6 separate regions of the Homo sapiens genome follow, and regions 1, 2, 3, 4 and 5 are each linked to region 6. A link is a loop called in an ENCODE intact Hi-C map of the cell type or tissue named here. Cell type or tissue: IMR-90. All regions are shown on one strand. Each heading gives the region's core, and the rest is flanking DNA. Links, peaks and the distances in the headings are about the cores only.

Evidence for each region. A loop is a pair of places that touch in the nucleus more often than their neighbours do. Peaks named below come from ENCODE experiments on the same cell type or tissue, not always from the same donor. Only the 100,000 strongest peaks of a DNase experiment are listed, where the experiment ranks them.
Region 1: it touches region 6 in a loop (5-fold over the local background); 3 of 110 quality-filtered maps call a loop at or near these places.
Region 2: it touches region 6 in a loop (16-fold over the local background); 5 of 110 quality-filtered maps call a loop at or near these places.
Region 3: a loop joins it to region 6, with 20 times the contacts of the local background. A loop is called at or near these places in 5 of 110 quality-filtered maps.
Region 4: a loop joins it to region 6, with 4 times the contacts of the local background. A loop is called at or near these places in 62 of 110 quality-filtered maps.
Region 5: a loop joins it to region 6, with 16 times the contacts of the local background. A loop is called at or near these places in 7 of 110 quality-filtered maps.

Annotation. Positions count from the first base shown.
Region 1 is chrX:38,752,023-38,756,952 of GRCh38, forward strand. No RefSeq gene overlaps it. Among named protein-coding and RNA genes, the nearest start is that of MID1IP1, 47 kb to the right of the region's middle. In IMR-90, for the core only: a CTCF peak has its summit at 2,287; no DNase peak of the experiment used is centred there; H3K27me3 peaks cover 1,127 bases.
Region 2 is chrX:39,894,582-39,899,511 of GRCh38, forward strand. No RefSeq gene overlaps it. Among named protein-coding and RNA genes, the nearest start is that of MIR1587, 59 kb to the left of the region's middle. RefSeq lists an enhancer at 2,860-3,841. In IMR-90, for the core only: a CTCF peak has its summit at 2,788; a DNase peak (open chromatin) is centred at 3,090; H3K27ac peaks cover 956 bases.
Region 3 is chrX:39,905,721-39,910,650 of GRCh38, forward strand. No RefSeq gene overlaps it. Among named protein-coding and RNA genes, the nearest start is that of MIR1587, 71 kb to the left of the region's middle. RefSeq lists enhancers at 140-929, 1,757-2,956, 2,365-3,061, 2,435-2,729. In IMR-90, for the core only: no CTCF peak of the experiment used is centred there; a DNase peak (open chromatin) is centred at 2,621; H3K27ac peaks cover 1,409 bases.
Region 4 is chrX:40,167,171-40,172,100 of GRCh38, forward strand. It overlaps a transcript of BCOR not described here. Among named protein-coding and RNA genes, the nearest start is that of BCOR, 72 kb to the left of the region's middle. RefSeq lists enhancers at 1,951-2,641, 2,642-3,332, 2,915-3,114 and silencers at 4,840-4,899, 4,920-4,930. In IMR-90, for the core only: a CTCF peak has its summit at 2,499 (motif pointing left); a DNase peak (open chromatin) is centred at 2,531; H3K27ac peaks cover 92 bases; H3K27me3 peaks cover 570 bases.
Region 5 is chrX:39,650,195-39,655,124 of GRCh38, forward strand. No RefSeq gene overlaps it. Among named protein-coding and RNA genes, the nearest start is that of MIR3937, 8.6 kb to the right of the region's middle. RefSeq lists enhancers at 2,777-3,338, 3,339-3,898. In IMR-90, for the core only: a CTCF peak has its summit at 2,323 (motif pointing right); no DNase peak of the experiment used is centred there; H3K27me3 peaks cover 2,081 bases.
Region 6 is chrX:40,265,043-40,269,972 of GRCh38, forward strand. All of the region lies in intron 1 of LINC03099 (long intergenic non-protein coding RNA 3099), which reads left to right. Among named protein-coding and RNA genes, the nearest start is that of LINC03099, 4.6 kb to the left of the region's middle. RefSeq lists enhancers at 2,789-2,888, 2,919-2,968. In IMR-90, for the core only: a CTCF peak has its summit at 2,168; no DNase peak of the experiment used is centred there; H3K4me3 peaks cover 371 bases; H3K27ac peaks cover 174 bases.

The DNA of each region.
Region 1 (4,930 bases), core at 622-4,621, 1.5 Mb before region 6:
CACAGGGCATTGGAAGAGGTCTGCGCAAGTGAGGGGCCCTGGAGCTTCAGCTTCATTAACTTTTCAGGAAATTTGTCTCTGTGGAGGAGACACAGCTATTGCAGAGATGCTGCCTGAGGCAGTGAGAGGGTGGGGAGATCACCTGGCTTCTTCCCTCTTTTCTCCCTCCAGTCTTCTGCCTGTGTTTTCTACTGGCTCAACCTTCCCGGAAGCCAGGGAAATGGAGTGCCTTGTGATACAGAGTGGAGGATACAAAAGGGTGGGTATAGGTCTGAGAGTAGAGGTGAATGACAGGCTCATGGACCAAACTCTGCAGTGATAGCTCCACACCCACATGCTAAGACAGCTTGGAATGACTCTACCTTTTGGTGTGAGAGATGTCTTGAGAAGAACTCCAGATGAGGCCTGTGTTGAATGAAGACCTAATCTGTTGATTGTTTGTTATCAAACATTATAGGATGCTGGATTTGTCAGTTAGCTTGTCACTCATTGGTCACCTGAAGGCTCAAAATCATTTAGTCATACGTATGTATGAATGAAGGGATGGAGAGCAGGCTTTGAGTGGGTAAGAGGTGAGGGATGATGAAATAACTCATGAAAGAAGAATATATTGAAGATGTTAAATATTCAATATTGAATGTATTGTCTTGGCTGCTTTTCTCACTTATCTCTTAGAAACAATGGGTACTAAAGGCAAGGCAATGGGCACAGCTGGCTCAGGGTACAGGCAAGAGGAGGACACATTTTTCTGTGAAGAAACTACAAACAACACTAAAACCAACCACAAATTGGTCTCTATTTTCTTGTTAGCATGTCTAAGCAATTCTAAACAACGTCAATGATAAAATACTCCTCCTTCACCTCCAAAATATCTTTTTGGATCAAGTTCTACAATTGCAGAGGTTAGCGCTGAGTTTTAAAGAACATATGTAAGTTTCAAATTGGCATATTTTCATGACTTACCCTTTTAATAAAGTGTTTTCTGCATGGACAATAATGCGAGAACCCCCACTCACACAGCAGGCTGCTGACCTACGTGGACTCAGCTACAATCCATTTGATTCTAGAGTAAGTTCATGTTGGTTCAGAATCACTTGAACTCACTTCAGATGCAATTTGCCTCTCCATTTGCTGTGGTACTTACATATTCCTACATTTAAACGGTAGCTTTGAAATCACAATGAGAGGACCGTGGCTGAAAAAAAAAAAGAACTTGAGATGCTTCAATCTGTCATTCGGTGTGCACATCACTCGCGGAATCTTGTGGTGTTCAATGAATTGGACATGTTTCTTCATGTGGGTTCCCCCTCCTTTAAATACATTACTATAAATAAAAATATTAATTCAGTTTATTTTTCCTTTTTGGTACTGTAATATTTATTTTTGTTTTGCTTTTTTCCTGGTGTGAAAATTTAATAAAAAATATTTTCACTATCTGTGTTTCTCTGGGACTGTTACAATTATTACTTTCATTTCGTGAATGTTACTGAAAATGATTTTGTTATATGAGGAAGGGAGTGTAAAAATAATCTACTCTGGATGTCAAATATGCTAGGTATGCTACTGCTTATAATAAAAATAAATCTGTCTCCACAAATAAGGAAACTGAGGCTCAAAGATGTTAAGAAAATTGCTTAAAATTACACAAGTAGTAAGTTATAGACCAGCCATTCTAACAAAGATTGTACAGTCAATATACAGCACGTAGGCTTAATACATAGGAACTCATTTAATACTAACAGCCATACGAATGGAGAACATCCCCATTTTGCAAGTGAGGGAATTAAAGTACAGAGAGGCTAAATGAACTTGCCCAAGTTCCCACAGCTAGTACTATGGCAGAACGAGGATTTGAACACTGGTAGAATGCTCCGGATACTACCTGTGTAATCTTCACACTGGGCTTCCTCATCAACCAGGGTCCACTTTGAAGGCCGTGCTCAGCTCTCCTGTCAGCTGCAGCTGAGCAACTTAGACCTACTTGCAGCTGCTCTGTCCTCTTCCACCATCCTCTCCCATGTTTAAGGATATCACCCAGCAGATGCATGTGGGGGATTTCTAAGAGCAAAAATTGCAATATGCTCTGAATTCAGTTCAGCTTGGTTGTTTTCCAAAGACTTTGAGAAGGGAAGAATGGAAAAGAAGACTGACTTTTTCGAAATAGGATCCATGGCATTCTAAGATATATTTAACTCCTGTAGGCATCTTTGTGCGCTTTAATAAAGTCTGAAGAAAACTGCTTATTGGTGCCACCACAGGTAATACTGACCCACAACACTAGATGGCAAAGTGGTGCTACGTTACTGTGTCGTGATCTGAAAAAGCCTGGTGTAAGTCTTCCAAAAAAATCCAAATCTACTGGGCTTTTTTTTTCTTTTTCATTTCTAAATTTATTTTAGGAAAACAAAGTTCTATGTGAAGTTAACAACTTACTTTAAAAAAATCATTGTTTAGAAATGCCCTATTTTGAATTGTCCAAGTCTTTCAGGCTCTCTCAAGTAGGTAAATATATGTCTTCTTGCCTAATGACCATCTGGTCAAAAGCTACTATCTAATTGATCAGATAAAAAAGGGAGGATAACAGAAGATAATAGAGATAGTATGAAATGTACTTTCAAAAGCTGCATGTTAACATAAATGTGACAAATGTATATGGTGCAGATGTCATCTGGCATGGCCTCTTCTGTTTAAATAAACTTAGAAGCAAATAACAAATTGGACACACCGCTGTTCATTTCATTCATTCAAAAATAAGCGGCTTTTATGTACAAGGCAATCGTAAGCAGCACATAACACAAAGAGTTCTACTCTGACATTTAAGAAATCTGTGTTCTAGATGGGGACAAAAGACAAATGCAGCAATACTGTTAACATTCAGCGCCTGAATCATTCTTTCTCCAGAGCCTCGTGGTGAGAGCTGCTGATTTCCCCCTCCTTTCTTCCTCGCAAGCCTTGGGACCACCCAAGATCCTGACCAGGGCAGACAGTATATCAACATATTAAGACTGGGCTCCACGCAGCAAGAGCTCAGGGCTGGGTTTCTATTGCTTTCTGAATTGTCTTGGCAACTCAAATCTAGCATATTGCCTGCATTATCAGAGGTGCCGAATAACTGTTAGCAAGAGACAGGAATCAGTGTGCGTAGCCACCAAAGAAGATAATTTGTCTAGGATGTTTTCTCGAACTTTGCCACTGGCAATGAAGAGAGGGTGGATATTACTGGCATAGAGTATCAACAGCAAAGGCACAGAGGCAGAGAACTCTGTTCTGGCTGGGGAAGCCTGCCATGGTTAGAGCAGTGATCCTTAAAGGGTGAGAGTGTTGCTCTCCCCAGCAGTATCAGCATCTCCAGAAACTTGTTAGAAATGCAAATTTTAGGCTTTGCCTCAGACCTAGGAAATGAAAAAGTACTGGGGGAGGGGACCTGGCCATCTCTGTGTTAACAAGCCCTCTATGTGATTCTGATACAAGCCCAAGGTCAGAACCACTGGGTTAGGGTATAGGCCCTGCCAGGGAGGGTTGATAAACAAGGTGAAGTACACAGGTGTTAGACCTTGAAGGGTCTTGTGCTAAGGAGATTTTTTTTTTTCTGTTTGTTTTATCTTGTAGGCAATATGGAAGCCATTGAGAGTCTCTAAGCAGGAAGGTGACCAGAACAGGTCTTCACTTCAAAACAGTTGTTCTGGTGATGGCATCGAGGAGGATGTGGAAGGAGGGAAGATATCCTCCTTCTGGGCAATTCTAGCTTCTCTTCTCTCTTCACCTCAAAGCTCAGCCCTTGGATCTCTTCTCTTCTCTTTCTATAGCCTTATCTTCTGGTGACCTCACCTACTCTTCTGGTGTCAGCCACCCGCCTCCGCAGTTGATTTCCAAATCTCTTCTACCTCTATAATCTTTCTTTCGCCAAGTGGACTGACTGGCTCAACTTCCTGGATGTCCAGCTGTCATTTTACCCAAAACACAGCCAAGTATTAACTCATCATCCACTAACTAGAGTTTCTCCTCCTGGTTTCTTGACTTCTGTTAATGCCTTGACTGTCTACATTGCCATTTAGGCTATAACTGCCTGTGGGATCACCCCCAAAGCTTCTTCAAGCACCAGGCTCAATTAACCACTTCCTATTCACCATCCCAGGAGTCCTAGGCACATTCTTTTATCCCAACATATTAACATGTTGTCAGTGTTTGAGGGTAAACATCTTAAGGGAGAAAATGAGCTTCATTTATATTTGCATCACATTGGCATCCATCAGAGATAGGGTAGACAATGGATGTTTAAAGGAGTAAATTCTTCCCCTTAAAGCTGAGGGAGAAAAACACATCGGAGAAGAGTAGAGAGATGCCTGCAATGCCAATGGACACAGGGGTTGCAAACCCCATCGATGCCATAGATGGTCCCTGGCAAACCCTTAAGGCCAGGTGGAGATTGGTTATGAAGAAATAGAATTAGGTTACAAGGAATTATCAGAGATAATAGGTATTAAGGCAGAGAGAACAGGTGTATATTAAGCTTTCTAGAAGCCTGGGGAAGATAGGAAGGGAGATGGACTAGTATTTCATAGAGGGAAAGTAAAGGAAATTTTGGGGGGTGATATTTTGGGAGTATTATTTGTTCTTAAAGATAGAGGAAATGTGAATATGCAATTCAAGAAAAAGAAAAAAATCAGCAGAGTGAGAATGACTTAGGATGACAGGGAAGTGTCCAGGGAGAGCTCAAGCATCACAAAGAGGAAGAAGTAGATGAGATCATGGACACAGAAGAAGGGCTGGCCTAGGAGTAGGAGATTTGGCTAACAGACATTAGTAGGTGTGCTGCATTTGCAGTTTGTGAGCATGTCTTCTCTGATATCAGTGAGGAGAAGGTGGATAAAGATCCAGAGATATTGAGGCTGTGAGGATGAAAAGTCAGCAAGTTCACGTGGATGCCTGT
Region 2 (4,930 bases), core at 297-4,296, 370 kb before region 6:
AGATCCTGAGAGTTCTCCAGCATGTAGAATTCCACAATGGGGGCGGGGTTGAGGGGGCAGCGGAGACAGCTCAGATCTCCCCTGCAGGGACAAACGCGTCCCCTCGAAGGAATCCACTTTGGCCCTTCTGTCCACAGCCACATCTAAGAAAATAATTAGTTCACCTAATCTTTCCTAAGCACCCACTATGTACAAAACATCCTGGAGGGCACTGGCAGGGATTCAGGAGGCTTCCGGGTACATTCTCCACCAGGGGAGGGGACAGGGCTGGAGCCTGGGGGGAGGGGAAGCAGGAACTAAATCTCCTGCCAAGTAGGACGGAAATTACATTTCTTCCCCTCCTCCTTCTTCTGCCTCCCTCAAAGCCCCTCCCTGACGACTCACTTTTTATATCTCTCCAATTACAGTTTTAAGCATTTAGGGTGTTGGTGTTTGAGTTTTAAAACTTGTTAGGCTCAATTTATGCCACTTAGTAAAACCTCTATTCCAAATGAAGCCAAATTAGAACTAAAACACTGCAAGCAATAAAATGTGAGCGTTACATCTGGGCTGGGTTGGCTTTTTGATTGTTTGTGTAAATGAAGCCTTCGGGAGCCTGTCTCAGGCCTGGGCAAGGGGAGCAATTCCCTCAGGTCCCCCTGGAGGTCTGTTAGCTGGTTGGGGCCAGCCTTCTCCCTCGCTGAGGCTCAGGTCTGGAAGAGCAGGTTCATGTGCAGCCAGGCGAAGAGCGAGCCTTTAAAACAGGTCACTGTAACCCTTGGCAATGCCCTCCCCATCGCTGACCCCTCAGCGGATGGTAGAAGCCACATGGTCTCCCCACAGCAACACGGCCAGCGCTTCCTGCTGGACGGCCAACAGCACCCTGGCAGGCCCTACGTCAGCAGGTGACAGCCACCCACTGCCACTGCACAGCGTACAATAAATAGACATTGAATAGAATTGAACCAGCTGTAACCACGGACACAGTCGGGAATATCTCCTCCCCGCCCTTGCCATGCAATGCCTGAAATATGCCCCTGCCTCCAATGGCCATTCCTCTCTGCTCTGACTCTGGGGCCACCCATCAAGGTGAAGGTGGAGCCCAAAGAGAAGGAGGAAAAGGACATTCTGAGCTACTAATTAGGCATCTGGTGTGAGGGGAGGTGGCTGCCAAGCAGGTCAGAGAAGTTCCTAACTGATGAGCCAAGGATCTAAGCTATGAGCTAGGCCTCCCTGGGGCCCTCAGGAGGTGACATCTGGGGTTCCTAGGCTGGCCCTGTCTGTGCCAGGGGAAGAAGGCAGAGAATACGGTGAGGACTGAGAGCTGGAGAGGGAAGATCAAGGCAGCGGCGATGGCCACAGTGATGAGACAGTGACTAAGGGCCAGTGTGCGGTTTGCCAAGCAATTTGGCTTGTCCCCATGCCAACAATAAAGGCCCAGTGTCTGGCAGGAGATGGGGATTTTGTGTGCAGAGGGACACCTTACGACTGACCCTGGCAGAGAGCCACAGTCATCAGGAACAAGAGAGGAGAACAGATATAAGGGGGGAAAGGTCTCCTTTAGAGGGGCAGGACTGGCCTCAGGCTGCAGGAAGGGTGTCTGGGGAGGATGCAATGGAGTTGAAGAAATTTCATGTGTGGTTGGGGGCAGGGGTTGCCCTACTGAAGGAGTCTATTATGTTTGGAATAATCTCTCAAAGCAAGGGGAAATAAAGTACAATCAGTGGAGGAAACCTCTGGAACAATTTAAGGGAAACTGGACAAAACCCCCCAGACTGTAATAAAATGGCATCTGGAGTCCTGCTGGTTCCCAAGGACTCTCTACCACAGGCTGGGGTCTCTGGAAGCAGACGCTGAGATGGATATTGGGGGTTAAGAGGAATTTGTGAGGGATCAGATCCTGTGAAAGGAAGTGGGGGGCAAGCAGGACTTGGCAGAGCGGGTAGTCAAGCTGGGATACAGGTCCAACAGAGTCTTGACTAACCTGGAGGAGAGAGTTCTGGAGTTCTGGAGAGTTCCCGGCCAAAATGGCAAGCCCTTTATTTATTTATTTATTTATTTATTTATTTATTTATTTATTTACTTTGAGATGGAGTCTCACTCTGTCGCCCAGGCTGGAGTGCAGTGGCGTGATCTCGGCTCACTGCAAGCTCCGCCTCCCGGGTTCATGCCATTCTCCTGCCTCAGCCTCCAGAGTAGCTGGGACTACAGGCGCCCGGCACCACATCCAGCTAATTTTTTGTATTTTCAGTAGAGACGGGGTTTCACAGTGTTAGCCAGGATGGTCTCCATCTCCTGACTTTGTGATCCGCCCGCCTCGGCCCCCCAAAGCGCTGGGATTACAGCGTGAGCCACCGTGCCCAGCAAAGGCAAGCCCTTTATAACAGGCCCCCCACCCCACTTCAGCACCAGATATGGGCCACCCCAGGAGAGTGTGGCCTTGGCCGAGGCATTCTTAAACGCCCAAGGCTTGACAGCTGGAGGCTGTCTGGAGACTACACAGCCTGCAGCTGGGCAGCCAGGCCTTCCACAAAGAGAGATCTGGGCGGTGCCCCTCCATGTCAGCCACTCCCTCTCCCCTCCCTCAATGTCTAGGCTTCTAGCACATCTGGACAGATCAATCTCTTTCTTTACCTCGGGGCCTGGTCGCCCCCTCACTGTTCCTCCGGAGGCTGATGCCTGTCTGGAACCTGGTCTGACCCTAGCCCAGCCTTGCGTTTTAGTTGGCCCAGGCCCACGGAGGAGAACGCTAGTCTGATTTCTCCATTGTGCTTTCCTCCTACACTCAGGCACTGAGTCCCGGGAACCAACGGCCATCACAGCTTGCGACTGCAGGGGGCCTCATGCTTCCGGCTTGTTTAAGGGTTGCTTCTGCAGGGCTGATCATTAGGCTTCATTGTGCCACCCACCAGGGCACTAGGCAGCCCAGGACGACCCTCGGACAAGCCCAACCACAGTTAAATAAGACAACCCAATCAGCACCACAAAATATCCATAGCTTGGCCCATCGGCTGTGGCGAACGTGTTCCTCTCCAGCCGCCAGCTCAGCCCCCCTTCCTCCCAAGAGTTGCCAGTGACCAGCTGTTACTTGTTCCCCAGCCATGTAGCTTCACCAGCAAAGAATCCAGGGCTCCGGCTCCACTCTCCAGCCTGGTGGTTGAAATAACCAGCACATTCTTCACATACCTGCCAGCTTCCCAACTTGCCTAGGCTGTTCAGCAGCCCGACTTCTCTCTCTGGATTAATATTAAGGGTCTTGAAGAGGAGCAGGACAGGTCTGGGGAAACGTGGGGACTGAGTAAACATTCGGGGCTAACCCCAGCCCTCACTTCCCCTCCTGACAGCTGGCCTAAACTCCCTGCTGCAAACCCCTTGAAGCTACTTCCCCTGGCACAAGTTATGGCCCAGAACGAAGTGTTGGGTGCTGAGCAGGGAAGCCAGGAGTGGCTTCCGGCTTACCTGGTAGTAGAAAAGGAATGCCTAGAGCACTTCTCTAAAACGATCTGGGGAGAAGTTGGGGGACAGTGTGGTACTCACTGTGGCTGTGCACATAAACGACACCAGCCAATGCGAGCCACATCAGGAGGGTGGTCTTGGTTGGAACCGCCCAGCCCACTCTTGCTTATAACTTGGGTCAGCAAGAAGCTGTGGGCTTCCAGGGGTGGAATCCTAGAGGAGACCTCCTACAGGCCTACTTAACCCCCATTACATTCATTCCCTAATATACTTTTCACCTTCAGCAAATAGTGCAAATTTGAATTTTTACTCACTGATCAAATATTTACCCTGTGAGCTGCCAGTCTGGCTGAGCTTGACTTCCACAATTCTCCACATTTGTATTAGATGAATTAGCATTTTATTGTTGGCAGATTCGACAGTGAGATAAGGAAGACCAGAGGTAGCAGCCCAAGAGATTCTCCATGAAGAGTATGTTCAGTTTAGTCTTTTGTCTTAGTGTAAGTGACAGGTCTCCCAAACAATCCATCAGATATTTTAAAACATTGTTTTGGAAGGTATGAAAGATAATTGCTCACAAAGAACAACAACTTTCTGTACTTCTCATCTTCGTGACACACACCTTCAAAATCTGTTACCTGGGAACGTGGGTTTAAGGAGTGTTTCATTGTTTCGTTCTGTTTTGTTGCCACAGAAGCTTGAGCAAATCAAGTCACCTCTCTGAGCCTCAGCTTCCTTATTGGCATAATGGGCACAGTAACATTACCCCTTTCAGAAGGCTGTTGTGAGGGTCAAAATAAATATTAGAGATGACCAACACTGTAAAATATAAAGCACTACATGAAGAATTGTATAAGACTAGAAACTGAGGCCATTTTAAAACATGGTCCCCAAAGTCTTTAACACTCCTCCCATCAAGAACTGGGGTCTATGTCCCCTCTCCTTGAATCTGAGTGGGCTCATGACTGCTTCAACCCATACAGTATAGCATGAATGACACTGTGTGGCTTCCAAAGCTGTGTCAGAAAGGTGCATGCAACTTTCACCTAGTTCTCGTAGCACAGTTGCTATGGGGGAAGCCAGTCGCCACATAAGAAATCCAGCCTTCCTGAGACTGCTGTACTGAGGAGGCCGCGCACAGAGGCTCCGGGTGACAACTCCTCCCCACCAAGGCACCGGACATGAGTGGAGCCATGTTGGAAACCTCCAGACCCAGCTCACCTGCCACTGGGTAGTCTCAGTAGATACCATGAGGAGTGAAAGAAGGGCCCAGCTGAACCCCGCCCAAATTGTGCACAATGAAATGGGTGTGGTTTTGTGCCTCTAAATTTGGGTGGTTTGTTACACAGCAGTAATAACTGGAACAAAAACTATTCACTTATTAAGTTCCTGTATCTGGCTGGGCGCGGTGGCTCACGCCTATAATCCTAGCATTTTGGGAGGCCGAGGCAGATGGATCACTTGAGGTCAGGAGTTCAAGACAAGCCTGGCCAAC
Region 3 (4,930 bases), core at 483-4,482, 360 kb before region 6:
AGCGTTATCCACACGGCCGTTTTCAGTCCAAATGGCTCCTGTCAACTTTTACAGCCCCGCGCTAAAACTCCAGGCACGTCTCTTATTGCCAGCACAGGGTTATTTATTTGCCCGGACTGTCTGGCCTCACATTTTTCACGTGTGTGTTACCCCGGCAGTTGCTTCAACTTCCCTCTGGCCCTTAAAACGCTAGTAAACGCCCAGTCCAATTTAGAGCTGGGAGGTGTTGAGCATTTCATCTTTTCAGGATCCTGCACTGGTTAATGTCATTTTCGTCTCCGTTCAGCTTTTGACCTGAAGGAAGGGGAAGCCTTCTCCACTGTGAAAATTACTCTTTCACTGGAAACCATTGTTACTAATAATAACCTCACCAGGCACACCATCGAATGGTCCGGATGCCCCCTGCCCGCAGGGGTGGGGCACACACATGACTCAGAGGGGACATGGCTGGCCCAGGTCAGCGGGTGAGGGCCACAGCCTTGGCCACTCCACGTCTGGAACCCTGGTCATGTTCTGCAACTGGGCCTTTCATTCTTTTTTAATCCTTTACACAAACAGTGTGTGTGTGAACATGCGCACGCTGGTGTGTCTGTGTGTGTGTGTGTGTGTGTGTGTGTTCACGCGCGAGCTTATGTGTGGCTTTGAAATCATCCAAAAAAGGTTTTTCATGGTTGAGGCTGACCTGGTGCAATGCAGAATATATTATTTCTTTCAGAGCGTGGATAGCAGATCTGCACGTGAAACACAGATCAAACACGGCCCACAGAAACAATGGTAGGAAGCATAACCAGAGTGAATCGATTCCTTGATCCTGCTCTGCCAAAAAATTAAAGAGGAGCACTCCTGGGGTTTTTAACCCAGATAAGACTTCAGCCACAGCCGTATTTCCCATGTTCCTGGATCTCTTGTTCTGGCTCTTATTCTGCGGATAAAATGTGGAATAGAGTAAGCAGTGTCGAGTTCTGCCGGTTCATCTGGCTTTTTAAAAAAAAATTAAATGGCTCTATCTCTTTGCCCTCAACACTTCTGCACACGCACATGTGCACGCACACAGCCTTGTTTTACCTTTTCTCCAGAACTAAACTGGACAGACTTTGCCATTTCTTTCAACAGGACAAGGAGAAGGTAGAAAGGGCCCTCTCAGGCATCAGCCTCTTAAAAGGACAAATTTCTTGAAGCAAAGAAAGTTCTAGTCCCCAGTCTGAGACCCATTCTGTCTCTCCATCCCCAAGTGATGACACAACCCCTTCGTTCTCAAAGATCTGTTTAAATATGTAGGTGGTCTTGCTTGAGTCAACTGGTTTTTATGTCAGCATTGACCTCAGTCCTGAGATCCTAGATTGCCCAGCTGGCAGAGCACTGGAGGGTAGAGCTCGCTGCAAGTGAGGCCAGCCCACCCCCAGCCTTCTGATGGGCCACTGAGGCCACCCCGTTGGGCTGGTCATCTGCAGCCGGTGTCCTCTCCTGACCTCTGCTCTAATCTCAAGGGCACCCTTTATTTAGACACCACAGTCCAGCCTGAGCCTCAAGTCCTCGATTCATTGGCTGGACATGAGCCAGGGACAGCCACAGGCTGGCTCCAGAGGGCTCCCCAAAAGAGGCCACAGAGGCCCCAGGAGGCAGGCTCTGGCCGAGCTGGAACAGAGAACGGAGGTTTAAATTTCCGAGGCCTCAGTTCGAATTCCAGCTCTCTCACTGGCGATGACCTTGATCCGTGGGGTAACTTCCCTGAGCCTGGTGCCTGCATCAATCAAATGGAAGAGGAGAAGACCACGTGAACGTGGAGCAGAGTGAGATGCAAAGATGCTGGCCTTGACGTTTGTAGTGATTAGTGAGGCAGCCACAAGCCAAGGAAGGCCAGCAGCCACCAGAAGCCAGAAGAGGCAAGGAACAGATTTTTCACTGGATTCTCATGAGAAAGTATGGCCCAGTGAAACTGACTTCAGGCTTCTAGCTTCCAGAACCATAAGAGAATATATTCCTACTGTTTTAAGCCACCAAATTGTGGTCATTTGTTATAGGCAGCCATAGGAAGCTAAGACAGAATTTACAAAGGGCCTCCGGGAGACCTCTGTGAAATGGTACTAGATATTGACTTGTATTATCTTAATGGGCCCTGACAACGAGCTTTTAAGGTAGTGGGCAAGGCAAGCCTTGTCAGTGTTTTACTGATTAGGAAATGGAGGCTCTGAGAAATTAAGTGTCTTGTTCGAGGTCACATGTTGTTTGGTGGCAGAGCTGGGACTGGAACAGAGGTGACCCAGAGCCTGGTGCTGGTCCCTTTCCACCACCCGCCATGCCCTGTGCCCACCCTCCCTCCTCTGACCAAGTCTAAGCAAGTGGAAAGGAGGGCTTGGCCTCCAGTGGGAGCTTAGCAAGGCCTCTCAAGGGCCTGGAAGACAAGGGGACCCTTCTCTAGCCCCCTGCCTGGCCCTGGGTGTTTGCATTTGGACATGTGCTGTGGCAGAGGCATCACGGGGGCACTGGATGCTCCATCTGGAGTTACGTCTCTTCTCCTAGAGGAAAGGGAATCCAGGGACATGAATTCTCTCTCAGTGACTCACCTCTGAGCCCTGTCAGGTCTCCCCGGGCCTCAGATTCCTCTGTGGTGACATGGAAATAATAACAGGGCCGCCCCCTCCTTGAGGAGCTGTGGAATTAGAGAATGAGCCTGCACAGAAATGCCCACGGTGAGTCGATTACCCAGTTCCGCTCTCCTCTGGCCCAAGCGGTGGCCCCGAGAGTCCCCTGGAACAGGAGGGCCTCAGGGAAATTTGCCAGGGGCACCACACAGAGAGCACGCCAGGGAGGCGTTGCTCAATCTCTCACCCACGTGGGCCCCAGGGAAAGCCCGCAGCCCAGCCATGACTCCTGAACTGCCCTGAGAGCCTGGGACAGGCTCGCACTGCGCTCACTCATCCTCTCTGTCTCTCTCTCTCTCTCATGCTTTTCCTTTATTTTCTCATGCTTTCCCTCTCTTGTGCCCACACTCCAGAAATATGTTTCCCATCCCCTCATTTCCCTGCATTCTCTGTCCTCCTCCTCCCGTCCTCCTTGCTTGCTGGCTTTCACTTACTCTCTTCTTCTCCCTGGTGCTCTGTTCCCCGCTCTGTGCCCTCTTTCATGCCCCCTGTCCATCACCCCGCCACTCTCTTGCTGTCTCGGCTTACTCTCTCCTGCTTGCCCTCTTGCTGCCTTACTTTCCTCTCTTGCCCTCTCACTCTCTGACTCTTCCGTGCTCTCTGCTGCCCTGGACCCTCCATGGCCCCCACCCCCGCCCTGGGATCAGGCTGAGGCCAGGCTTCCGCTGAGCTTCCCTCCTTGCTTCACCTCTTCCCTGCCGCGCTGCTGCCCTCGCTCTCTCGCTGGCTTCTCCTGCAAGGACTTGCTCCATAAAGCACTCACACGGGACTTCCCCCTCAGGCTCTGCTTCTAGAGAATTCTTTCTTTTTTTTTTTTTTGAGTCGGAGTTTCACTCTTGTTGCCCAGGCTGGAGTGCAGTGGCACGATCTTGGCTCACTGCTGCAACCTACGCCTCCCGGGTTCAAGCGATTCTCCTGCCTCAGCCTCCCAATAACTGGGATTACAGGTGTGTGCCACCACGCCCAGCTAATTTTTGTGTTTTTAGTAGAGCGGGGTTTCACCATGTTGGCCAGGCTGGTCTCCAACTCCTGACCTCAAGTGATCCACCCACCTTGGCCTCCCAAAGTGCTGGGATCACAGTCATGAGCTACCGCACCTTGCCCTGGAGAATTCTTACCTAAGATACCCTGGTAGGTTCTAGAGAAGGAAAATCAGGAAAGATGTGCCTGCCCTGCCTTCCAAGAGCTTCTGGCCTGGGAGGAGAAGCATCCTGAAGGAGAATACAGGGCAATACCCCCTGTCCCAGGTGCTGCAATTGAGGTCTACTCAGCCCACCACAAAGCACCAGGGATTAGGTGATGTGTTGAGTGTGTGGAGGGATAATCGGGGAAGGCTGCATAGAGGAGGTGGCCCAGGTTAATAAGGAAATAGGGGAGGGAAGGGAGATGAAAGGGAAACAGGAAAGAAAAAAAACACAAGGCCATAGTCTCACCCACCAGGGGGCTGCCAACTGCTATATGTGGCTGGAATATGGGATAACAGGGTCGGGGGCACTAGATGAGGCCTGGAAAAGTTGCAGGAATCCATCATCGCAGGCCTCGGGGGGCTCAGCTAAGGGGATCAAACTTACTCCTGAGGGCAATGGTGAGGCATGGAAGATTGTAGAGGGATCTAGGGTTGGTCCTGAAAGGTAACCCTGGCAGCAGAGTAGAAGGCTTTGAGAGAGGCAGCTGGAGGCAGAGATTTAGACAAAGTGAGCTCTCAGGTCCCTTTCAACTTGGAAGCTCTAGAAGTCTCCAGGGGAATTACCGAGGTGGGGCGGTGGCATGGAGAAGAAACCCAGGCCAGGGGTGACCAGCCAAATCTCCTGAACATTGACGATGGGGAGAGATGGCCACCAGCGTCAACAGCAGGCAGCAGGCCTCCCTGTGGGCTGAGCTCAGCACACACTTCCAGCCCTGACGCAGAGCCAGTCCTACTTGGGCCTATCATGTGGCTAGGCCCTGAGGGTCCCAAATGTTCCCCAAGGCTGGCAGACAGGGCAGGAGGACAAACCAGCACAGATTAGACATCAGGGCAATGATGGATGGGAGAGAAGCCGCCTCAGGCCCTGGGGCAGAACCAGGTAGGCACTGGACCTCTGTATTCCTCCGAGGGATATGGGCATTTGGGGCCCCTCCAGCCCTGCCACAGCTTGGCTCTGCATTCCTCTCCCCTCCCCGGCTTGGACATACATGGGGCCGGCAGGGGCGAGGGATGCTCTGTCCACCCACAGTGCCCTGAGAGGCCCAGGCAGGGCTCGAACGCTGACTCCAGCCCCTTCCCACCTAGAGGGAGGCCCGGCTTG
Region 4 (4,930 bases), core at 665-4,664, 98 kb before region 6:
TGATAAAAACTAAGGAAATGCAAACTTTCAAAAGTTAAAAAACCTCAACGTTTGCTTTCTCTTTTTCAACTAGCCAGGTATTGTTTCCCATAAAACAGACATCGTTAAGGCTGTTTCACGTCACTGTAACTGACAACCATGCCGAATTAAGGGAAGAGATTAATATGAACGTAACGTGGCTGCCCTGGAACGTCATCGGGCAGTCCCAAGCCACTCTGTGCCCGGCGCCTGTCCCTGCGCGGAACTCCACGTGTGCACAAAATGCTCTGGGGAGGGGAGGATCGGATGGGTTAAACACAGTCCGCGGTTCTAGAAACGAAAATACATTTCCTTATTCCCGCCCTGATTTAATCCTGCTGCGTGTTATTATTGTCAAGTCTCTTCGCACCACTGTTTCTAAAAAGAAAACCCGTGGGTCTGCGCGGCCCTCAGCCGCCTGCTCGGCTTTTATTGTGCACGCAGCCTGGTCTGCGTGGATCCAGCACGTCGTGACCGCCTCGCAGGCGCGCACGGACACCCTCGGATTGGCATTTCTATAAGAGCTGGGCGCATTGTCTCTGCGGCGACACACACACACCCACACAGATAATAAAGGGCCACGGACTCCTGACCAACCCTCCTCGCAACCCATAATTAGAGATGACCTTTGCGAAAGGCAATTAAAATATGGTAATGATCGATGGGCTCGCCTGTTTCCAAAAAGGAAAATACACAGGTGTTGGCTTCAGGAGGCTCCACCTGGCCGGGCCGCGAGGCCTCCTACAGCTCATGAATGAACTCTTTCTCCTGGGAAGCTTCGATTCCCCGCTACCTACGCTAGCGCTGGCTCCTCTCCTCCCTTTCCCCTCCCCCACCAGAGCTCTGGCAGCCAGGAGCTTGCTGGCGGCGGCGGGGCTTTGTCATCGGAACGCACACACAGACACGCACACGCGCGCACCCGGCCACCACGGGACCGCGGCAGCCGCGTCCTTCCTCGCTGCGCTTCCTTCCCTGCCCCCTCTTTTAAAGAGCTCCTCCAGACCCTTTCTTTTCTTCCGTCCTTTATGTGTGCGGTCCTTTTGCATCAAGGAGCTCAGGAAGCATTTTAGGGGGGCCTTCCGCGGAGCGCCGGACAGCTCCTGGGAGGCAGAACTCAGGACCCTACACGCGCGGAGAGGACGCGGGGACAGCCGGGCTTTGTTTTGTCTCTTGCCTCTGCCGGGAGGGCGGAGAAGCCTCGGCCGAGCTGGGGCCCACTGGCGAATTGGCGGCGGCAAACACCCCCCTCCTAGCCTAAGTGGAACCTGAAACTCCGGACTTGGTCCGGGTGGGGCACAAAGCTACGTGGAGGGTCTCCCAGTCCACAAGTGGCTCTCCCCACACAGACAAATGTGCAGTGTCATTATGGTGGCTCCTGTTGCTCGAGGCCTCGGGGGTGCTCCGGCGGTGCGCGCACACCTCACCTCCACAAGGCACGGAGGGCGAGAGGGGGGCCAAGGGGCTGGGGCTCCCCGGGGGGCTGCCTGGAGGAGACGCCACATCGGGCCTTCCCGCACCCCCGGCTGCCTTCCTGGACCGCGAGCACGGAGCCAGGGCGGCCTCTCGCCTTTCATTACGGGGCCTACGAAAGCAGCAGCCCAGGCAAATATGTAGCTATTAAAATTAATCGCCCCGCGTTGTCAGCTGAACATAATGCAAATTATTTATGGGCTGTCTGCGCAATATTTATCATCGTGCAGGCTCCAGGCGCTTCGTGCCTCCTGGCCTCCCCCGCCCGCCCGCCCTGGCCGGCGCAGGGCGAAGCTGCGCGCAGGCTGCAGCGGCCTGGGGGCTCTGGGAACCCGAGTGGGGTTCCAAGGGCGAGGCCGTGCGTCAGGCCGTCTTCCAGGCCGAGGGCCTCACTTTAGTTTCTGCCATTCAGTACACATTTATCGGAGGCCTATTACGTGCAAAATTAGGAGGTCCGCGAAATCGGGGTGAAAACCAATTTGGAGAAATCTAAACCAAACAGATGAGCTCGGGCTCGAGGGGCGATGCAGACAGAGGCTCCTCAGCTGCACAAGAGAATTTTCTCTGGCTCAAGTCGGTCCTTCAACCTGGGAAACCCATGTTTGCTAAAGCTGGATTCGCTCTAGGAGAAACAGGGAGCATCTGATGTGCTCAACAGATTCGAGTACAACGCTATCGACTGGAACAGGAATTCGGTGTCCTTCGAGCCTCAAAACTTGTTTGCTGATCGCAGATAACAGATTAACTGTTAATTGTCGAAATCGGCCAACCATTTAGTTTATCACTGTTGGGGGCCCCTTGGTATTCGCTGCACTTTTTATATGTAAAAACAGTCTTGGTACCTCCTAAACGGCTTTTGTGTGGCTTTTGTTTCTCTTTCAAATACGGTGTTTTAAAAAACAGCAGCAACACGCCACCCCACCCCCTCTTCAACCAAGCCTTCTGGTTTAAAAAAAAACAAAAACAAAAACCAGGAGGAGAAATAATCTATAGGACAATCCCCCCCCTACTGGTCGGAGCTGGCGTTGGGGCTTTTTACGCAGATCGAGTCGCCCAGGGCTGCGGAGGTAAACAGGCTTTCTGCACCGCTGCTAAATGAATCACGAGGGGGAAGAACCGAGACTGCTGGGCGAGGGAGGCCTCGGGATCTGGGCCGGGAGCCAGGGCGGGGACGGCGCTGCACGGGGGGCAATGAGGTGGAGACGGGACCAGGGTTAACCCTGGTCCAAGGCCCCAAGGCCAGGGAAGGGAGAGTAAGGCCGGTGGGCGGTCCAGCCGGAGGCCCCTACTCGCTATCTGCGAGGCAGGGTGAACGCGCAGCCTGGGCCTCCATCCCCAGCGCGCCTGGGCACCACCTGGGGCCGGTCACGCTGCCTGAGCCCATCTGCGAGGAAGGAGGTCACGAGGCACCCCCTCCCACAGAGTTTTAACAACTCCAGGCCTTCAAGACGCAGTAGCAGGCCTGGGTCTTCTGATGTTCATTTAAAGCAAAATGATCGCCTTTCTTCACTGTCCCCACCCCAGACGCCAACAACACCTTGCACCTAGCAGACCAAGCCTGAGTCAAGACGTCCTTCGGTCCTGGGGCTGGGGGAATGGCTACCAACGGGCATCTCTTCTGCAGACTAACAGAAGGGGATATAGCCAGGAAGCTACTATAAATTTATATTCTTCTTCCGGTTTTGTTTTGGTTTTGGTTTTTTTTTTTTTGAGACGGAGTTTCGCTCTTTTGCCCAGGCTGGAGTGAAGTGGCACGATCTCGGCTCACTGCAACCTCTGCCTACCGGGTTCAAGCAATTCTGCCTCAGCCTCCCCAGTAGCTGGGATTACAGGCGCCCGCCACCTTGCCCGGCTAATTTTTTGTATTTTTACTAGAGACGGGGTTTCGCCATGTTGGCCAGGCTGGTCTCGAACTCCTGACCTCACGTGATCCACCCATCTCGCCTCCCAAAGTGCTAGGATTACAAGCGTGAGCCACCGCGCCCAGCCTTCTTAAAATGTGATTTGACCCAATTTAAAGCCTCCCTTTCTTCCCCATTAACCTCCAGTTTTTGACAGATTTTCTTAGAACATTCCAAAGATTCTCTCATTACTTCAGAAACTTATCTCGAAATGATGTAAAAGGAGGTTCAAAATATTAGGTTGCTTTTGGGTTCCCTTTATCTCGAACATTGTTGCGTAGATTTGAGAAAGGGCTGATTTCTACTTTGTTTTCTAATCAGCAAGTCACTGGTTTTTCTACCTAAGAGAGACTGAACATTAACCACAGTGAAGCAGAAGGGTTGAGCCGCATTTACAAAGTGCCTTCACATTTTGGTCCTCAGAAACCCATCCGAGGGGGACAGAGTAGGTGTTACTGTTCTGATTTTACACATGAAGAGACTGGCCACTCGCCCCCACAAATTTCTGGAAGCTAGTCTTCCTCACTGAACTGGAGCCAGAAGCCATGTGAAGCCAGCCTGCTCCTGCCTACACCCTCCTTCCTCCAGGTCAATGTCATTTAGAATATATTGCATCCTTTTCTTGGATCTGTCTGCTAGGACCCGGGCCACCCTCCTGCTGGAGGCAACCCCGACAGCCCATATTTTAAGCAGCTCTTTTCACAGCCTGCAAACCTCACGGATTGTCTCTTACAACTGTCTGTTTACTCACTTCCCTCCACCCAGTCAATTCCGACTCCAGGCCCGGGAGGACAATTTTAAAGTGTTTCTGCAGACAGACCCTCTGGCCGCGCCGGAAGTGTTTTATGGACCTGTGAGCCGAGTTAATCCCAGGAGGCGCGGCTGGATTAGTCCCGGGTATGGGTGGGGGATTCATGTGTTTAGGTTTAATCCCCATGGGGGGGGGGCGTAAGGAGAATGGGGGTCGGGTGGCTTCAGCAATGTGTGCCCCCTCCCCATTAAACTCCGAGATTTGCGCTAGAGCGGATGGAAACCGAGGCACGCAGCCCTCGACCCCGGCCAGGCGTGGAGTAGGGGAGCAGGGGGTGCCCCGCGTGGGCGCACCCTAAGAAACCAGTGCGGACATGGCGAGCGAGACCAGAGCGCAGTTGTGTGTGGTTTTTCCCCAGGTTTTTATTCTTCCAGCCCTGTGGAAAGGAGGAGAGCCGCAACCCGGAGAGGGAGCCGGAAAGAAACACTTAATCACCGGCGTCTCGCTGCTCGTCACGCGAAGATGGCAGCGGCTCCCCTGGGTTTCAAGGTTCCGGGAAAGGCGTGTGTTCTGCCTTAAGGCGCGCGGGCTGATGCGCTCTCTCCCTCGGCTCGGCGGCCGGCTCCGGCTCACAGAGCCTCTCTCAACGCCGGCAAGTGCAGCCGGGCCGCCCAGCCCCCAGGCCAGCCTGGCCCCCTCTGGGCCTGGGGTTGGCGAGGGCAGCTGGGCGTCTGCGCTGCCCAGCCCAGCCGCGGATCCATGGGGTTTCGCGAGCTGAAAGTAAAGGCTT
Region 5 (4,930 bases), core at 370-4,369, 620 kb before region 6:
TGAGCCCTTCCTATGATCAGAGGAAGGATTCCTAACAACTTAACTTCCATTACATGGATATCATTATACACAATGTACAGATAAGAAGAGGCTAAGAGAGATAATTGGCCCAAAGTGATATGGTTTGATTATGGTGTCCCCACCCAAATCTCATCTTGAATTGAAGTTCCCATAATCCCCACATGTCATGGGAGGGACCTGGTGGGAGGTAATTGAATCATGGGGACAGTTACCTTCATGCTGTTCTCATGACAGTGAGTGATTCTCATGAGATCTGATGGTTTTATAAGAGGCTTTTCCCCCTTTCACTCGGCATTTCTCCTTGCTGCTGCCATGTGAAGAAGGATGTGTTTGCTTCCCCTTCTGTCTTAATTGTAAGTTTCCTGAGGCCTCCCCAGCCTTGCTGAACTGTGAGTCAGTTAAACCTCTTTCCTTTATAAATTACCCAGTCTCTGCTATGTCTTTAATAGCAGCATGAGAATGGACTAATACACATAGTTATAAGACTTACCCTGCCATCCCTCATCACCTCCCCGACCAAAATATCCCTAAGACTTTGTTCAGCCCAGAGAAACGGCAGGGCTGCACCAAGAATGGGAACAAGGCAGCAGGGTGGGTGAGCCAGAGGATAGGGTAGGGTGAAGCACCTGGAAAGGGAGGACAGTACTAATGGATACAGTGCAGAGAGTGTGTCCCCTGAGACAGACTCAGACAGAAAACAAGCTGCAGCAGCGTCTCTGTGGATGGTGGGCCCAGGGATTCACAGCCTAATGAACTAGATCATGAAATCTCATTTGCGTGTTTGATAGCTCCTGCCATGCGCTCGGGTTCACTTAGGACGAAAAGAAAAGGGGGGGCACTGGGAAAGGGCTCGTTTTCCGTGCTTTCAAAGAGTGGGAAGATTGATGGGGAGAGAGGTCCCAGGGGGCCTCCCAGGGAGGCAGACGTGGCCCAGTAAGCTCAGAGAGCTGGGAGGCCTGAGTCGTCACCAACAGCTGAATGGATGTCCTACACAAGCCCTGGCCAGCACGGCCGCCTGCATGGAGCAAGCCTTGCTGTTGACAATTCATAATTTAACTTACAAAGAAAGAAGCTATGCACATCCTCCTACCATCTCCCAGCAGGATGCTGTAGGAGGGTAGCCATGAGACCCCACAGAGCACCGCTTCTCAAACTATTGGTGATGAAGGACTAGTTGTTTCTTATTTTTTTGTTTTCCCAATCTGTCATGGACAAATCTTTGATAAAATACAACAAAAATAAATCACTGGAGAAAAAAATGAAAAGTAAAAAGTCCAAAGTTTTAGTATTTGGATTCAACAGATGTAAAATTACTCTGTCATATTGTTATAGAAGTTTCAGAATGCTTATTCTCAGTCTCGGTGCTATCTCGTCATTTATGGGTGACAAATTGTTCTTGAACCTGCCCTGGTCTGTAGACCACTCTTTAAATAGTGCTGTTGCAGAGGACTTCAGAACAGCTTGGCAGAGCCTCCTGCCCCCAGTTAGTTATCCAGCCTGAGGGTTTGGAGGTGGGGATGAGACATGCCTAAAGAGAAGATCTCTGGGCAATGGATTTGGCAGGACAAGAATCCATGGCAACCTTTAGTTGAAACCAAAATTCTACAAATGTTGGTGCTTGTTACACTTTCATTCATGACAACTCCCTGAGGGACCCATATTGCATTTGGTCTTCCTTAAACGGGGAAACCAAGGCTCAGGGCCGTTCTGGGACTTATTCAAGTTCACAAGGAGCTTCCAAAGCCCAGGTCTTCCTCCTCATTTCCAGTACCCTCTTCAACCAACTTCCTCGTTCTGATGGGAGGATGCCATTATCTACACAGGAGCCCCCTGAGGGAGATGTTCTCTTCTGCAAGGGCCCCTCTTCCTTGTGGTTGCTGACAGCTTCTGTGGGCATTGCTCAGATTCCTCCTAACACTCTTATCTGCCTTCCTCATTCCCTCTTTCATGAGGAATGGGATCCCAGTCCCTCCCAAAGGAAGGAGCTGAGCAAGATGCTAAATCACAAAACCTCTTCTTCTTGGCCACAGGAACCAGGAGATCCACCTCAGACATTTCCTCTCGCCCACTGTTGAATTGTACCTTCTGGAATTGAGAAGACATCCGGAACCATGGAGGTCTGGACCCTCTGAGCCCTTACTCCTGAACCCCTCTGTCTGAGCCTGTTTTCCTTATCACACTCAGAAGGGAAGGGGCTGTCCAACCCTGTTTCTCATCTAAGCCATCCACAAGCTCACGCTTGTAGACAGACCACCATCTCCCGGCCTGGCAGCTGTCAGCAACAGAAAAACCTGCTTTAGCCAGTTCCATCTTCGCCAGCAGATGTCACTACAGCCTGACCTCAGGTTACCCAAAATGAGTTCCTAATTTGGGTCATGAAGCTCTAGGAGGACCACGGACAAACACGCACCCAGAAGAGAATCCTTTTGCCCTTTTTCTTTTCTTCTATGGGGCAAACTTACTGACTGCCAGTAAGATGTTTTTTATACTTCTGTTTCACCATCTGTAAAATGGACATTTCCACCATGTTCCCTATCTTCCCTACAGGGATGCTGTGGGATTCTGGAATGCCTATGATGTTCCAGAACTAATTGGTTCCCCTCCTCACAGGACCTCAGTTATTTCCTCAAACAGAGGATAAAATTAGAGCACCTTTATGATAATTGACTTGCCTCGCATTTGCCTTAACAGATACCTGGAACCATCTCCACCTACTTCCGTTTCCATAGTAACAGAAGGGTCAAAAAAAAACTAACAAAATAAGACACCTAAGAGGCATAAACAAAATATGTGATGGTGTGGGAGGCTGTAAAGTTTTTATTGCCACCTGTTTGGGAAGACCTGCATAATTCAGTCGTGCTCCTGGCATTTGTGAGCAAAGCAATCACCCCAAAGTTGTGGCAATAAAGCCTTTATAGCCCCCCATGCTGGCACGCCCGCTTTCTAGGTACAAAGCCCCAGTTTGATAAACTTCCGCTTCTCACATTTGCATAATGGAAATGGACTAGATTTTAAACCCAGGCTGTTGGGAGGCATAACTCGCAGCTCTCCTGGAAGTGAATCACGAGCTTTCCTGGGTGGAGGTAGCTGGAAGAGGCACCGAACCCCACCGATAAGACCACAGGGCAGGGCAGGGGCACCAGAAAAGACCCTCCCCGCTCTCTTGGATGTAAGGCCGGGCCAGGTTTTGGTTGAAGGTCACATTGCTCCTGGGTCAGAGAACTATAACATCAAAGCGCCTTTATGGTAAGCACACTGGCAGAAAGAGCCTGTCTAGGGCAACTTTGGGGCAGAAAGGGTGGTTATAACCCAAGTATGTACGTGATGTTCTTTCCCTTCCGACCCTCCACCCCCATGCTGCTCTCTGGCACCCTCACATTTTCTGGTACCCCCTCCTCCAACCTGCCATCCATTGCCCACTATTCCCACAATTTTTTTGCAAAGTGTGCACATTGCGGATGGGGGGAAGGGGTAGCAGTGGCTGCGCTTGGTGCCTCCCCCTCTCGGGAGATTACTGCAGCCCTGCCGGCGCTCAGTGGTAAAAGTTTGAACGTGTCTGCAGAGCTTAATCAAATGCTAATTCCGTGTGGTGAAAGAATTTGCTGGAATCTGCAAGGGAGCTCCTGGCAGCAAGAAAATGCGTTGATTCACTCCCAAATCTGCTTTGCCCAAGCCGGGTGCGATTTAGACTGTAAAGCTGCATTAAATCACAAAGTGCTGTGTGGATCACACAGCCATCCTTTGTGTCGTTAATGAAGGGAAAAACAGGGCTTTATTCTGAAGCTTTGTGTATAATCAGATGCCATGTTGTAAAGCTCTGGAAAACACACCAGAAATCATAATTGGGAGGAAATAAAAGGGTTAGTCCAAAACAGCATATGATTTAAATAAGAAGGAAAAAGAAACTGCCCCCAAGATTTGTGCGTTTCAAGAATCAACTTTTAATTCATTCGCAGGGAGATTACAGAAGGGGAGGAGCAGCCTTTAAAATAGTATGAAAAGCTAGTTTAGATGTAAATGAGAGATAATGGGCTTTCACCAGAAAATAAGCAATGGGGCCAAGTTTGTGCCCAGGGCTGGGGGATGGGGGTGACATCTTGGCCTGCAGGGCTCCGGAGCCCTCTAGATCCAGGTGCCGCAGACAGCGTGGGGTTTGCGGCCTGTTAGGAGCAACGGGAGGATTTGGGGCACAGGGTCTGGTAACCAGCATTCGGAGGAAGAAAAAATGGTGTTGCCTGCCCGTGTTGGTTCCCAAGGGTCCTGGGGCTTGGCGGAGTTGGGGCTGGGGGAGGTCTTGATTGTTGCTTTAACACAGAAAATCTCCTTGGTGTGAACATTTTGAGGTCGGTAAGGAAAGGGGTTGGGGCTTTTAGGCTTGTCTTACAGCTGGAGTTAAGGAGCGCTGCGCGGAGCCCTCCCCAGCCCTAATTCACTAATGATTTGCTTATTAGTTCAGATCAGGGAGCCAGCTTCTGGAGAGATGTGAATTGGCATTGATTTAATCCTCTTCCCAGCACGCGTTCCCGGCCCTGGGTGAGGCTGGGAAGGGAGAGGGGGGCTGCCAGCCCTTTCAAGAGCAAGTTGCTGCTTCTCCTGTCTGGCTTTGTCTGCTTTCCTTACCATCTGCTCTCAGGCAGAGAGGAGCCATGGATGGAGGGGGCGAGCCCCAGAGTCCAAGCCCAGGCTCTAGATCTGGTTGACCCTAGTAATGCTGAGCTCAGTGGCCTCCTGGCAGGTACAGCATATAGATGAGATGCTGTGAAGGTCCCTCAGCTCTGGCATCTATCATTAGAGGGACTGGAGCCTCTGGAACATCTTAGTGGGGAGGAATTCTGCCCATAATGTATTTGGTGTCCTGTGAGCCAGGTGCTGTTTCATGTATGATGTCACCTGCCTCTCCGGTAGATAC
Region 6 (4,930 bases), core at 579-4,578:
AAAGTGCTGGGATTACAGGCGTGAGCCACGGCGCCCGGTCTGCTAGGTGTTTTACAAAAACGGGTCTCTTTTTTCAGAGGTGACTAAATGTGATAGAAACCCTGTGACAAGCCACCCTAATTTGTACAAGCTCTCAGCCAGTTGTTTTACATACAGTTGTTGGGGCAGGAAACAACCTGAAAGAATTCAGATTGAGTGGGTCGCCTGCTTTCAAAGGCTCATCAGGTCCTTGTACTTATTCAGGGGGAGTTCTGCCTCCCTGCCTACCATTAGAGCAATGACTGGCACCACAGGCATGGCACAGGCAGCTGGGAAAGGTGACAGGCTTCCTGGTGTGAGCCCAGAAGGTCAGCTGCCAGAGATCCTCCCCCGTCTGTGACTGTGCTCCACCATGATCGTTACTAGTTCGTGTTGAAGTGCACTGTTTAGGCTGGGCGTGGTAGCTCATGCCTGTAATCCCAGTACTTTGGGAGGCCGAGGTGGGTGGATCACTTGAGGTCAGGAGTTCCAGACCAGCCTGGCCAACATGGTGAAACCCCGTCTCTACTAAAAATACAAAAATTAGCTGGGTGCGATGGCTCACACCTATAATCCCAGCACTTTAGGAGGCAGAGGCAGGCAGATTACTTGAGGCCAAGAGTTCGAGACCAGCCTGGCCAACATGGTGAAACCCTGTCTATACTAAAAATACAAAAATTAGCAGGGGTGGTGTCATGCGCCTGTAGTCCCAGCTACTCAGAAGGCTGAGGCAAGAGAATTGCTTGAACCCGGCAGGCGGAGGTTGCAGGGATTGCGCCACTGTACTCCAGCCTGGGCAACAGAGCGAGACTCCGTCCCCGCCCCCCCCAAAAAAATTTAGCTGGGCGTGGTGGCGTGCACCTCTAATCTCAGCTACTTGGGAGGCTGAGGCAGGAGAATCGCTTAAACTCGGGAAGCGGAAGTTGCAGTGAGCAGAGATGGTGCCACTGCACTCCAGCCTGGGTGACAAAGCAAGACTCTGTCTCAAAAAAAAAAAAAAAAAAGCACGTTGTTTAATTCCTGACTCCTCCCCCAGTTAATCTCCACTTGATATTTACAAAACCTTCCCTTCCCCTCCCATGAAGAACAGGCTGACAAAGGATCTTGCTTTCTGTGGTGAAGAATGTTCTCATGGCCATGGCATTGGCCGCCTGAGTTAAGAGTTTCGAGAGAAAACAACTGAGAGGATGTAAATTGTACAGGGACAGGTTGCTTGGGGAGAAGTTCAAAAGACAAGGCTGGGCTTGGAGGACTGGGCCACCCGTGCAGAAGGGCGCTGGGTGCCGTGAAAGGAGAGGAACAGAACTGGAGAAAGGGTGTGAAAGTAAAGGGGGGATCTTGGAAAGCCCCCCCCACCCTGTTCAGTGGACAGAATGCTTCTCTCCCCTCATAGATCCAACTCCCTCATCTTCCCATCTCACCCTCTTGCTGTCATTCGATTTTCTGCCACAAAATGGGGACCCTCTGTGGAGTGAGGAACCAGGCAGGTGGCCCAGGGGGCCGCCAAGCTGGGTGGAAGCTGGTCTGGGGTTGGCTGCCAGAACAATCCAGGCTCCACTCCAGCCCATCAGGGGGCTTGAGGCTGGGTGGGTGAGATAAACTGTTTCAGTGGTTTTCAGGAGCCCTAATCAATTGCGAGGCAGAGCAAAGCCCTCTGCGGACAGATAAAGCCAGTCCTGCGTCGGTGCCCAGTTGGAGTTTGTGTGGTTTGAACTTTTGTGTGGTTTGGACAAGTTCGCCGGGTTTTGCTGGGGCGGTTTATTCTGTTTCCAAACTGCAGTAGAGGGAGGCAAACGGCCCTTGGACCCTACAAGCCACTCCTGAAATACGATAGGTGGCCTGTCCTCTCTCCCGCATGGTCCCAAAGGCTCAGGGAAGAGAGGCAGGGCAGGTGCGGGCCATACCCCGCCCTCCTGGTTCCCGCCGGTGGCTCCGGGTGTAGACATTTCTAGAAACGCTCCCCTGCCCAAGGCTGGCTAGACCTTCGCGTTGGGGAGCTGAGCTGCTGCAGGTTTGATTGTCTTCCCCTGCTTCCAAACTAGAAAGACGAATGCCCACTTTCGGATTCCATCTTCTGCCGCGGACGCATCCGGGACGCGCAGCCGCCCGGCGCAGAGGAAGCCCGGGACGCTGGGGACACCGCCTGGAGCCTCCGCGCATAGCACCGGGGCGTTTTTTCCTTCCAGCTGGAGGCTTCCCATTTAACCTCTAAGGTGCCAGAAGATCCGGATCCCTCGCGGGCAGGCCTTTGGCTGGCTCCGGGCTAGGCTGGGACCCCAGATCCCAGTGCCGCTGGCGAGCACTCGGCGTGCAGATGTCTGGGGGGCTGTGCGCGGGAGAGGAAGTCTGCCCAACGAGGTGGACGGACACTGGGCCCGCGGGGACCCATCTGACAACGCCCGGTCCCCAGGGAAGCCTGTGCGAGCCTGCGGGGGACCAGGGCAAAATAGAATCAGGAACATGTGTTGTTTGGGAGGGAAGCTGGGGCGCATGGCATGTCTCAATAGTGCTGGCACCCTCCAGGGACCTTCCTGCTTCCACAGAAGGTGGGGACGGGGAGGCGAGCATGGAGAGAGAGAAAGGGAAGTGGGAAGAAATTGGTCACGGAGGAAGCTATTTTTATGCTTTGCTACAGCTGCGTGCGTTTCTCTGACCAACTAGGCAGCGAAAATTAGACCGGCTCCGGCTGAAAACAGGCCCTAAACTTCACGGGGGTTGGGGGTAGTGGGACACGCGCAGGAAAGGGAAGGAGAGGGGGAAATCCCCATGGATCTGGCAAACCCCAGTGTCCCGGAAGCTGTCAATGCGCAGAGAACAAGCTCCCCTGCCCTCCCCGACTCCAGATGCCTCAACCTTCACCTTGGATGTCAGAGGCATCCTTTCCCCTCTGTGTGACATCTTGGGCATGACACAGCCAAGACTGAGGGTTAGTTCATCAGTGTCTTCTGCTTTTAGGCCTCAGAGGACTTATCCTTTTTGGCAGGGGACCAGACCTCCTGGGTGGCCTCCATCACCACTAAGTCACTTGGGCACCTGGAGAAATGGCAAAGGTCCCAAACAGGAAACCAAGATTGGGAAGTGAGGGCCCTAGAATTAGAATCTTTTGGGGTCTATGATTGTCTAGGTCAGCAGTTCCCAAAGTGTGGTCTGAGGATCCCTGTGGTTCCCTGAGCCCTTTTCAGACTGTCCTTTTCTAACTGCAAAGCTCCATTAGGCTGGATTTTCTTCAACCAAAACAATGTATCACAACGCATTGGATGCCCAAGCCCCTATGAGGAAGCAGCTGTTTTCAATTAAGCCAGATATTAAAGAGGTTTGCAAAAATGTAAAAACGATGCCACTTTTCTCCCTAAACTTTTTTGTTTGTTTTGGAAAATACGGTTATTTTTTAATAAAATTGTGCTATCGATGTTACCATGTATTTTATCCATTGCTGTGTAACAAGTTACCCCCAAAACTTAGTGGCTGAAAACAACAGACATTTATTATCTCACACAGTTTCTGTGGGTCAGGAATCTGGGAGCAGCTTAGCTGGGTGGTTCTGGCTCAGGGTCTCTTAGGAGACTAATCAGGGTGTGTTCCAGGGGTAGGAGCATCTCAAAGCTCAGCCGGGGAAAGATCCACCTCCAGACTCACTCATGTGGCTGCTGGCAGGCCTGGGTTTCTTGCCACGAGGCCCTCTCCACAGGGCTGCCTCGTGACAAGGCAGCTGGCTCCTCCTAGAGAGAGAAAAGAGGGCACCCAAGACAGAAGGCACAGTCTTTTTGTAATCCAATTTTGGAAGCCACATCCCTATAGGACAATAGATCTATTAGGAGTGAGTCTGTAAGTCCAGCTAGCGTTCAAGGGGAGGGAATTACTCAAGGGTGTGGGTGACAGAAGGTGGGAATTACTGGGCACCATCTTAGAGGCTGCCCACCACACATGTAATATATTCATAATTGTTATTTTTAGATCAATTAATATATAAATATTAAAAATGTTCCTTTTTTCATTTTTAATGTGGGAAATACTGACAAGACCAATATAACCAAAAGCATTTTGGAGTCCTCAATAATAAATAAAAAAGTCAAGGAGTCCCAAGACCTAAAGGTTTGAGAACTGCTGGTCTAGGTTTGTGGTATTTACAGGAGAAGTACCTTGGTACTATGTGGGGGCCAATCCATCCACCCACCCATCCACCCATCCACCCATCCACCCATCCGTTCATCCATCCATCCATCCCTCCATCCTTGCATCCATCTCAGCTATCCACCCATACATGCAATCAAAATATTCCAACTACTGGGCTAGGGCTGGTGCTTTAACAGTAAATAAGACCGCCAGTGATTGTCCTATGGAGCTATAACATGTTAACAGATGACACAATTAACAAATAAATAAGATAAATTTTAAAACAGTAACTTCAAGTTGTGATAAGTTGGGCCCCCAAAGCCTAGACCCTAGAGAAGCAGGTACTCTTGAATTGACACCATTTTGGGGGGCATCATAATAGGTGGCCCACACTGGGGGTGAGGTGGGCCCAGACTGCACGGTCCAGGGAGAAGGGAGTATGTCCCAGCTGTGGCCAGATAAGTGTAAAGCCCTAGTGAGCCAGAATAATCTGGTATCTCCCAGGTTCTTCATGCCTAGTTAATTTTTGGCCCCCCACCCACAATGAGTTTTTCATAAAAGTCCAGCTTCCTTTAAGTCTCTGGGCCCCCCACCCACAATGAGTTTTTCATAAAAGTCCAGCTTCCTTTAAGTCTCTAGTCTTCCTTTAAGCCTGGGGGGAAATCATCCAGGTTTGTCCTGGAAGCCAGGGTACTGGTGACTGTGAGACTTAGGGTGAGAGGCTCTCAAATGGAAGATGCAACCCATATGGGCAGAATAACTGGGACTACAGGTGCATTCCACCATGCCTGGATAATTA